Linked DNA regions of Mus musculus: all the other regions are linked to region 1. Evidence: chromatin loops called from intact Hi-C (ENCODE). Cell type or tissue: left cerebral cortex. All regions are shown on one strand.

Region 1 (2,500 bases):
CCCTTTGCTAAGTCCTGAAAATTGAAATTTTTCCCCTTTCTTTTCCTCATCTTTGGAAATCGGTTCTTTATCAAAATGTGGTCAGCATTGGCTCCTAGTTTCTCTCCTGCTAAAAACACACAACTTGAGTTACTCTCCAGATCCAAGGTTATGGCCATCACAATGGGAGGAAGGTTGGGAAGCCACAGGCTCACTGCCAGCACAACTAAGTCTCTTTCTGCCAGTACTGCCTTCATTTTGGATTTTCAAATTCAACTTTTAAATTTCCTACTGATATTCCATTTCTGGCACTTCCAACCCTTTCTCTTTGGCTCAGCCACATCAAGGGCCAGCTTGTCATCTGTGCAATCAAGATCCCCTGCCCATTGCTGCTCAGCTTTCTGACTGAAGAGTCAGACCACCCTTGGCAGCCTGGATGTCCCCCAAGTGCCTTCTTCTACAAGCCCTTTGTAAATTCCACATTCCGGTCTTTTCTTTCTAATCCTGGACAATTGCTAATGAGAAAAGGCCAGGTGGTGGCTTCCAGGTGGTCTGTGTGCCACTTGAATACCCTCTGGCCTCTCCTCAGAGCCTTCTTCCTGGTTACTGTGCATGCAGTTGAAGGTTTATACCTCTGCTAGCCAAGCTCCAGTTGGCAAATCTACTCCCATGCCCTTGGCTCTGCCTCTTTGTCCAAACAATGGCAAAAAAGACAGGCACGGGCACAATGGCTAGTAAAAAGGTAAAAATCTGGGGCTATGCAGTTTTATAAAGGTCTACATAGGTCTTCACTAGCCTTGGGTTCAAATCACTGTGCTGTTACTAACTAGCCAAATGACTTCAAGTAACATGTGCCTATGTCTCGGTTGTTTGTGAAAATCTGAATTACATGCACTAAACAGCTGCTACTTTGAAAATTAACTGAGGTAGTTCAAGTCCACATAAAATAAAACCATAGACTGCCCTTTACGAGAAGGGCGCCATAAAAATCAGATGAGGAAATGCCACTGCTGTCTGTGGCCAGCTCTTCAAGTTAGGATTGGAGGACTCCTCCCTTGTTGCTATGCAGCCTTCTGTAGGCAGAGCGCTTAGCTCAGGTCTGCTCCACGTGGTTCTAGCAGCCCTGCAGAGCCTGAAAACCCTTCTGCGGCTGTGTTCTCCCCCTCGCCTGTTTCAGGCTGATCTGTTTTTCCCCGAATCAAAACTCTCTGCATGACATGGCTCTGCACAAACCTTTGCCCATTCTCATGGCTGCAAAGTCAGCCAGCTATGCCTGTGAGGCTGAAACCAGCCTTACCCCCAAAGCTGTTAGCTGAGAGGCTGCTGTCAGCTGCTGCAGAATCGAAGGTGGTGGTGCAATCAATACCATCACCAGTGAGTTCAAGGTCATGGGAATCTGCAGATCATAGAAGGAATGATTTTCATATACCTGGGAGAAACCCTGCCCCAGGCTTTTTTTTTAACTATAGGTAATTAAATCTTAGAGAAAACTTCTACCTTGCCCCTCTTATGATAAGCCAACATCACCCCAAATTGGACCAACACCTTCTGTACAAATATAGCCCACTCGTGTGTGTGTGTGTGTGTGTGTGTGCGCGCGCGTGCGCACACGCGGGTAGGTCAGAGGTCATCTCCAGGTATTGTTCCTTAGTTCATATCCATCTTGATTTTTAAAACAGGATCTCTTATTGGCCTGGAGCCAGCACCCAGAAATCACCATCTCCATGTCCCACACTGGCATTATAAGCATACACCACCACACCCGGCTTTTCGGTGTGGGTTCTTGGATCTGACTTCAGATCTCCTTGCTTGTGTACCATTTGTTTTACTGACTGGGCCATCTCTCCAGCTCCTAGACACTATGGGAGAGCACATACCACTAGACACATAGGAGAGCAGGTATCCTATGCCCTGGGGGATGTTTCTTGTTTCTATGACCTGAGAAAATCCTAAATATTTTCCTGCAGTGATATGTACCGAGTGTGTATCTGAGCATCCACACCTACTGTGTTCTGAGTATTGTGCTGGACTCTGCAGGAGAAAGAGGGGGAGGGGGAGCTCATAAGTGATGATCCCAGGAGGGTAGGATGTGTTTTGCCGTAGCCACTTGAAGTCACACTAGATAAAAACATTATTCAGCTCCTGGTAGTTCTCAACAGCAAATGATGCTTTAAAGGGTCTCTAAAAGTGAGGAGAAAGCCCACATGCACATGTGGGCGAGGGTACGTGTGTGCATGAACACGAGAGTATGTCTGTCTGTCCATCATTCCACACAGCCATACCCCACCGTTAGTCATTCATCACTGTGCCTTTCTGAAAACTTCCCACTAAATGTCTACATCTTAAAATTTATTGTGTTCCATCCCAGCGGGCAGAAGGTCAGAGAGAACATTTCTGTGAGTCACACCTCAGTGGATTTCTACATCTTGTTAACGGTACGGTCGGTCGCTCTTTCTGATATGTGCCAAAAGTGGGTGGGTGGCATCCTTCTCCGGTGGACACGTGTCCACCCCTTGGGCTC
Region 2 (2,500 bases), 93 kb before region 1:
CTTACTCAGCCTCCCACCCTCTTCTGTCTGGACCCAGGTCTTAGATGGCTTCAGGAATCTTTCTGTCCCCTCCCACCTCCGATGTAGCTGGCCATTCACTGATCCTCTTCATGGCCCCCAGCAACTTAAATCACTTCATCCCTCAGTATCCACAACACTTCCTGCCTACGTCTTCTCCATGGCACTCACTAACATCTAGCAGAAGATTTATCTGTCTACTCAGGACAAGAATGCTGAGTGGCGAGCATACTCTCAAGGCTGAAGCATTGGACAGTGAGGGGAAAGGCTGCATGGCAGGTGAAATAGCCTGGTGTGCTGGTTATTAGTCTTTTCTCAACTTGACACAAGCTACAGTCATCTGAGAAGAAGGAACCTCAATTGAGAAAAAAAAATGTCCCCAACAGATTGGCCTGTAGAAATGTCTGTGGGGCATTTTCTTGACTAGTGATTGGTGTGGGAGGGCTAGATAGCCTTCTCAGTTACTTGCTGCCTTATTCACTCTAGATATCCCCAGGAGAAAACCCCAGCAGTCTTGTTTCTACCCTAAAGATGGAGCTATTGGTGCACACAGCCACACCTGGCTTTTTAAGTGGTTCTTGAGGAATTGAACTCAGAACTCCATTCTCTTAGCCACTGAGCCATCTCCCCTGGACCTGGACCTGGGATTTCAGAAGAGAAGAAATTATCTGGACACAGTAGGGGACACAAGGATGAGGTTGCCTTGACAACCTGCTATGCTGTTCTCACCAGTTGTCCCTGCTCAAATCTCCAGCCTTAAGCTCAGCTGTCAACCTCACCTCATGATGCCGGGAAAGAACAGAACCAATCAAGAGTGTATCCTCGGGCTTCACCTACCAAATGTGCCTGGTGCTGTTTTCTTTCTCTTTATAATAAAAATGCCCATGTGGTGTCTCTCCACATGTGCTCTAGGTCCAACCTCCTTGCAAGTTTCCTCCTCTTCTTCCCTGTTACCACCTACTCTCTCTTACAGCATCTCCACAGATGCTCAACCAATGTCTCAGTGCACCCACAACTGTGCTATTCATATCCCCTTTGTCAGTACTGTCCCCCGTGATCCTCTTCTTACCAACCTTCCCAGAGCCACCACTAGAAAGGCCACCAGAATCTCCACCTGACCAAACTGTCAGTCTTTATCTCATCGCACAGCCTCTTGAGAATCTAAGCAAGCACAGCAGCTCGCTCCTTCCTGTGCAGTTGCAGGTGAGCTTCCTTTCTGGAGCTGAAGTGACAGGTAGCTGAGAGTTTCCCAGTGGAGGTGTTGGGAACTGAACTTGGGTCCTCTGCAAGAGCAGTAAGTGCGCTTAATCTCTGAGCTATCACCAGCACCCCCATCTCTCTTTCTGTATGGGTTTGATTCTTTGTGATATTATATGCCCCAATCCCACTTCTCTCCCCTACACTCAAACCCACCCTCCACCCTTGCAACGTCCACCCCAACAGAAAAAAAAAATCTTGTTGTGGAGCTGTAGTGTGTCAGTGTGTTGTCTACACTTTTTTTTTGTGCATGCAAATGTTCATTGCAATGACCCGTTGGTCTGGTACGAGGCCTCTGGTTTCTGCTACCCTGTCGATACTGGACCCTCATTGGGACCCCTCTGGGATATCCTGCTGTTGCCCCGTGTCATGGATATACTGTAGTTTTGGATCTGCAGGACCCCTCATGCATTCCAGCAGTTCATCAGTAGGGTAGATGCTGGTTGGGATGGGCCAGTTCAAATCCCTGGATCTGGGCCTGAGAGGAATCTGAGCTGGTCAGCCTGTGGCTCTCCTGCTCCCACACCCTCAGGACTGGCTCTCCTGCAACCCCCACCACCAGGGCCAGCTCTTCCCTGCTGCCCGGGCAAGGAGCAGGGTCTGCTCTCTCAAGTGTTGCAGTGACAAGGGTCATGGTCACCTCTCCTGCTCTTAGACAGCTCTTCAGGGCCAGCTTTCCCACCTGCTGTAGATAGCAAGAGGCAAGGGTGAAGAAGGCATCTCTCCCTCACCCACTCTGCCATATTACAGGGCTGGCTCCCTCCAGCCACTAAGATCAGCTCCACTGTGCTGCCCGGTGATATGCAGGGCCTGCTTTCCCAAGTGCTGCAGCAGGTGAGGGGCAGGGTCAGCACTCCTGCTCTCATGCTCCCAGGGCCACCTCTCCCAGGATGCGCATGTGAGGGATGGGGCCAGTTCTGCACAGCCCTCAGACAGCAACATGTCCCTGGGCTGCAGCCCAGACCAGGAACATCTGCCTGGCCTTTGGTGGTAACAGACCCATGCTGTTACAAGTCCACAGGCTCAGATGTGGCTCCTGGTAGCAACACAGCTATGACCCCACCATGGTCCCAGGTGGCATTACCAGCTACTCACATCAGGCTGTTCCTCACTACCCTCCAGTCTCCAGTTCTGCCTCTCTTCATTGTGCCCACGTCCTTCTGTTTCTCTTCTCTTCCATTTCTCCACCACTTACTTGCTCCTCTTAGTGGCTTCTGGGGTCTCT
Region 3 (2,500 bases), 76 kb before region 1:
GGTGTGGCCTTGTTGGAATAGGCGTGGCCTTGTTAAAGGAAGTGTGTCACTGTGCTTAAGCTCCACCCAGTATGGAGTTACACTCCCTTTCTGACTGCCTTTGGATCAAGATGTAGAATTCTTGGCTCCTCCAGCACCAAGTCTGCCGGCACACTGCCACGCTTCCCACCATGATGATAATAGACTGAACCCCTGAAACTGTAAGCCAGCCCCAATTAAATGTTTTCTTTTATAAGAGTAGCCTTGGAAACAGTGTCTCTTCATAATAAAACCCAAACTAAGACAGTAACAGTCAGGATTTGAACCCAAGTAGTCTTGATTTTCAGCTTTTAACTACTTGTGTGTCTTCTCTAGGGGTTAAACTGTCTCAAATGGCTTACAATTCTGGAAGTATAAAGTTGAGCATACAGATATCAATGGAGAGCCCAACTGTCAAATATTCTGGGATCTTTCACATCAAAAGGAATGTGCACCTGGTGTTTTGAGCAGGGTGACTGAATATAGGCATAACAGGAATTCAGAAATACAAGATAAATCCTTTATAGAACAGTTGCTTTGTTTTGTGAACCATTTATTGGTGTGGATTATGAGGAGAAATGTTCCATAAGATAGCATGGGTTTCTTCTCGTGCTCATCTTATTTCATTTTTGTAGTTGCTGGGGGCGGGAATGAGGTTTTCTGGGTCAATGTATGGATAAAAATATCTCAAACATTTGAAAAACATGAGCAGGAGAAAAACCGCTGCTCGGCAGGGAGATTTTGCTGTTTTGTGTGCGGTGTGTATCCTTTCTCTCCAGAGCTCCTTGCCACTGCCCTGTATGTCACAGAGGGCATCCTGTAGGCCAGCCCTCAAGGACTACACAATGGTTCCTTTGTCCAGTGGTGTTAGCTAAAGGGGGCTGAGTGGGCATGGGAGAGAAGGGAGGTCAGAGCATAGATGCTAGGCCACCCTCCCTGTGGGCACTAGGGCCCAGGTATAGCCTGGGTACCATACTGTCCCTGCCTGCACATTCGGCTGAGGCATGTTAAGGAATTCTCAGGGTCCCTTTGAGTACTGTCTTGCCCACCTGGCTTATTGAGACATCATCTCTGAAGCTTGGCTTAGTCCTGACGTTGGGAAAGCTGCTCAGAGCAGCTTCTCCACTTTGCTGTCTACTGTCCCCACATGACCACAGGAGGCAGTTGTCTCTCAATTCTCCAACCAAGAGCCATAGTCCCTTGATTAAGGACAACCCAGCTCTTATTCTCCTCCCAGAAAGTAGTTCTGGAATGTGTTTTGGCCACAGATATTCAGACCTCTGTACCCAAGTGCTTAGAAGAAGAGTTCTTTCTGACAATTCAAGAGTTCACTAGGGACTAGAGAGATTGCTCAGTGGTTAGGAGCTAAAGGCACTTGCTGCTCATCCAGAGGACCCGAGTTTGGTCCTCAGCACCCAGATCAGGTGGCTCACAACCACCTGTAACTCTTGTCTCAGGGAATTCAGTGCCCTCTTCTGGGTTCCTTGGGCACCCACATGAACATACACACAAACACGTACACACATACACACACCACATAAATAATTAACAAAAATAAATCTTAGTAAGACCTTTTAATCTTTATCTCTATTGTGAATATTTTATGAATACTTGTCACCTTTTAATAGCACTAAATCTCCCTAGACTACCAAGGAACCCATAAAGCTGGTAATATGTAAATATGTATATGTGCATATATGTGCATATATAAAATTATCTACATAATAATACACATATCCTATATTTAATCAGATAAGTTAGACCTTTTTGTTGTTATATATGTATGTGATATATATATATATATCACAGGATTTAATATTTTAATCATTTTAAGCACATGCTTCATCGGCATTAAGTAGATTTGCATTTTTTGCAAATGATCAGCAACACCCATCTTCAGAAATTTCTCATTGCCCCTAACTGTTACCTATTGAACAACCCCCAGCTTCTCTGTCCTTTTATTCCTAGGTTGCTCTTGTAACTAAGATCACTGATTATTCTACAACTCTGGGTATCTATCTGACAGACAAGTAATCGTTCTATAGTTTCCCTTCTGTGACTGGCTTACTTCACTTAGCACAACGACTTCAATGCCACCGTGCTGCAGTAGGCACCAGAATGGCCTTCCTGTTTGAAGGCTTAACAACACTCTGCCATATGTGTAGACTACATTTGTTTTCATCCATTGATAGGCACGTGGTTTGCTTTTGGCCATCCTGACCATGGTACAGATACCTATTTGAGTTCCTAGTTCCTGTTTTCGATTCGTTTTTATATGCAAACGAACATGGAGCTGCTGGGTAACGTTGTAACTGTATGTTTACATTGCTAAGCAACTATTGTCCTGTTTTCCACAGTGGCTGTCTATCCCACATCCCTCTAGCTATACACAAGGTTCCTAACTGCTCCAGGCCTTCACAACTCATACTCTTTTCTAGGGTTGTGCTTTGCTTTTGAGAATGATCATCCTAATAAATGTAAG

Evidence for each region. Hi-C counts contacts between places; a loop is a spot of excess contacts. Peaks named below come from ENCODE experiments on the same cell type or tissue, not always from the same donor. Only the 100,000 strongest peaks of a DNase experiment are listed, where the experiment ranks them.
Region 2: a loop joins it to region 1, with 2.0 times the contacts of the local background. A loop is called at or near these places in 2 of 42 quality-filtered maps.
Region 3: a loop joins it to region 1, with 8 times the contacts of the local background. A loop is called at or near these places in 2 of 42 quality-filtered maps.

The regions. Positions count from the first base shown.
Region 1 is chr2:104,317,955-104,320,454 of GRCm38, forward strand. All of the region lies in intron 1 of D430041D05Rik (RIKEN cDNA D430041D05 gene), which reads right to left. Among named protein-coding and RNA genes, the nearest start is that of Gm22501, 91 kb to the left of the region's middle. In left cerebral cortex, no CTCF peak of the experiment used is centred here; DNase peaks (open chromatin) are centred at 1,077, 1,769, 1,979 and 2,417; H3K27ac peaks cover 2,500 bases.
Region 2 is chr2:104,225,248-104,227,747 of GRCm38, forward strand. All of the region lies in intron 10 of D430041D05Rik (RIKEN cDNA D430041D05 gene), which reads right to left. Among named protein-coding and RNA genes, the nearest start is that of Gm22501, 1.7 kb to the right of the region's middle. In left cerebral cortex, a CTCF peak has its summit at 1,240; a DNase peak (open chromatin) is centred at 994; H3K27ac peaks cover 2,175 bases.
Region 3 is chr2:104,241,604-104,244,103 of GRCm38, forward strand. The region is part of intron 6 of D430041D05Rik (RIKEN cDNA D430041D05 gene); the gene reads right to left. Among named protein-coding and RNA genes, the nearest start is that of Gm22501, 15 kb to the left of the region's middle. In left cerebral cortex, a CTCF peak has its summit at 1,159; DNase peaks (open chromatin) are centred at 673 and 1,123; H3K27ac peaks cover 1,487 bases.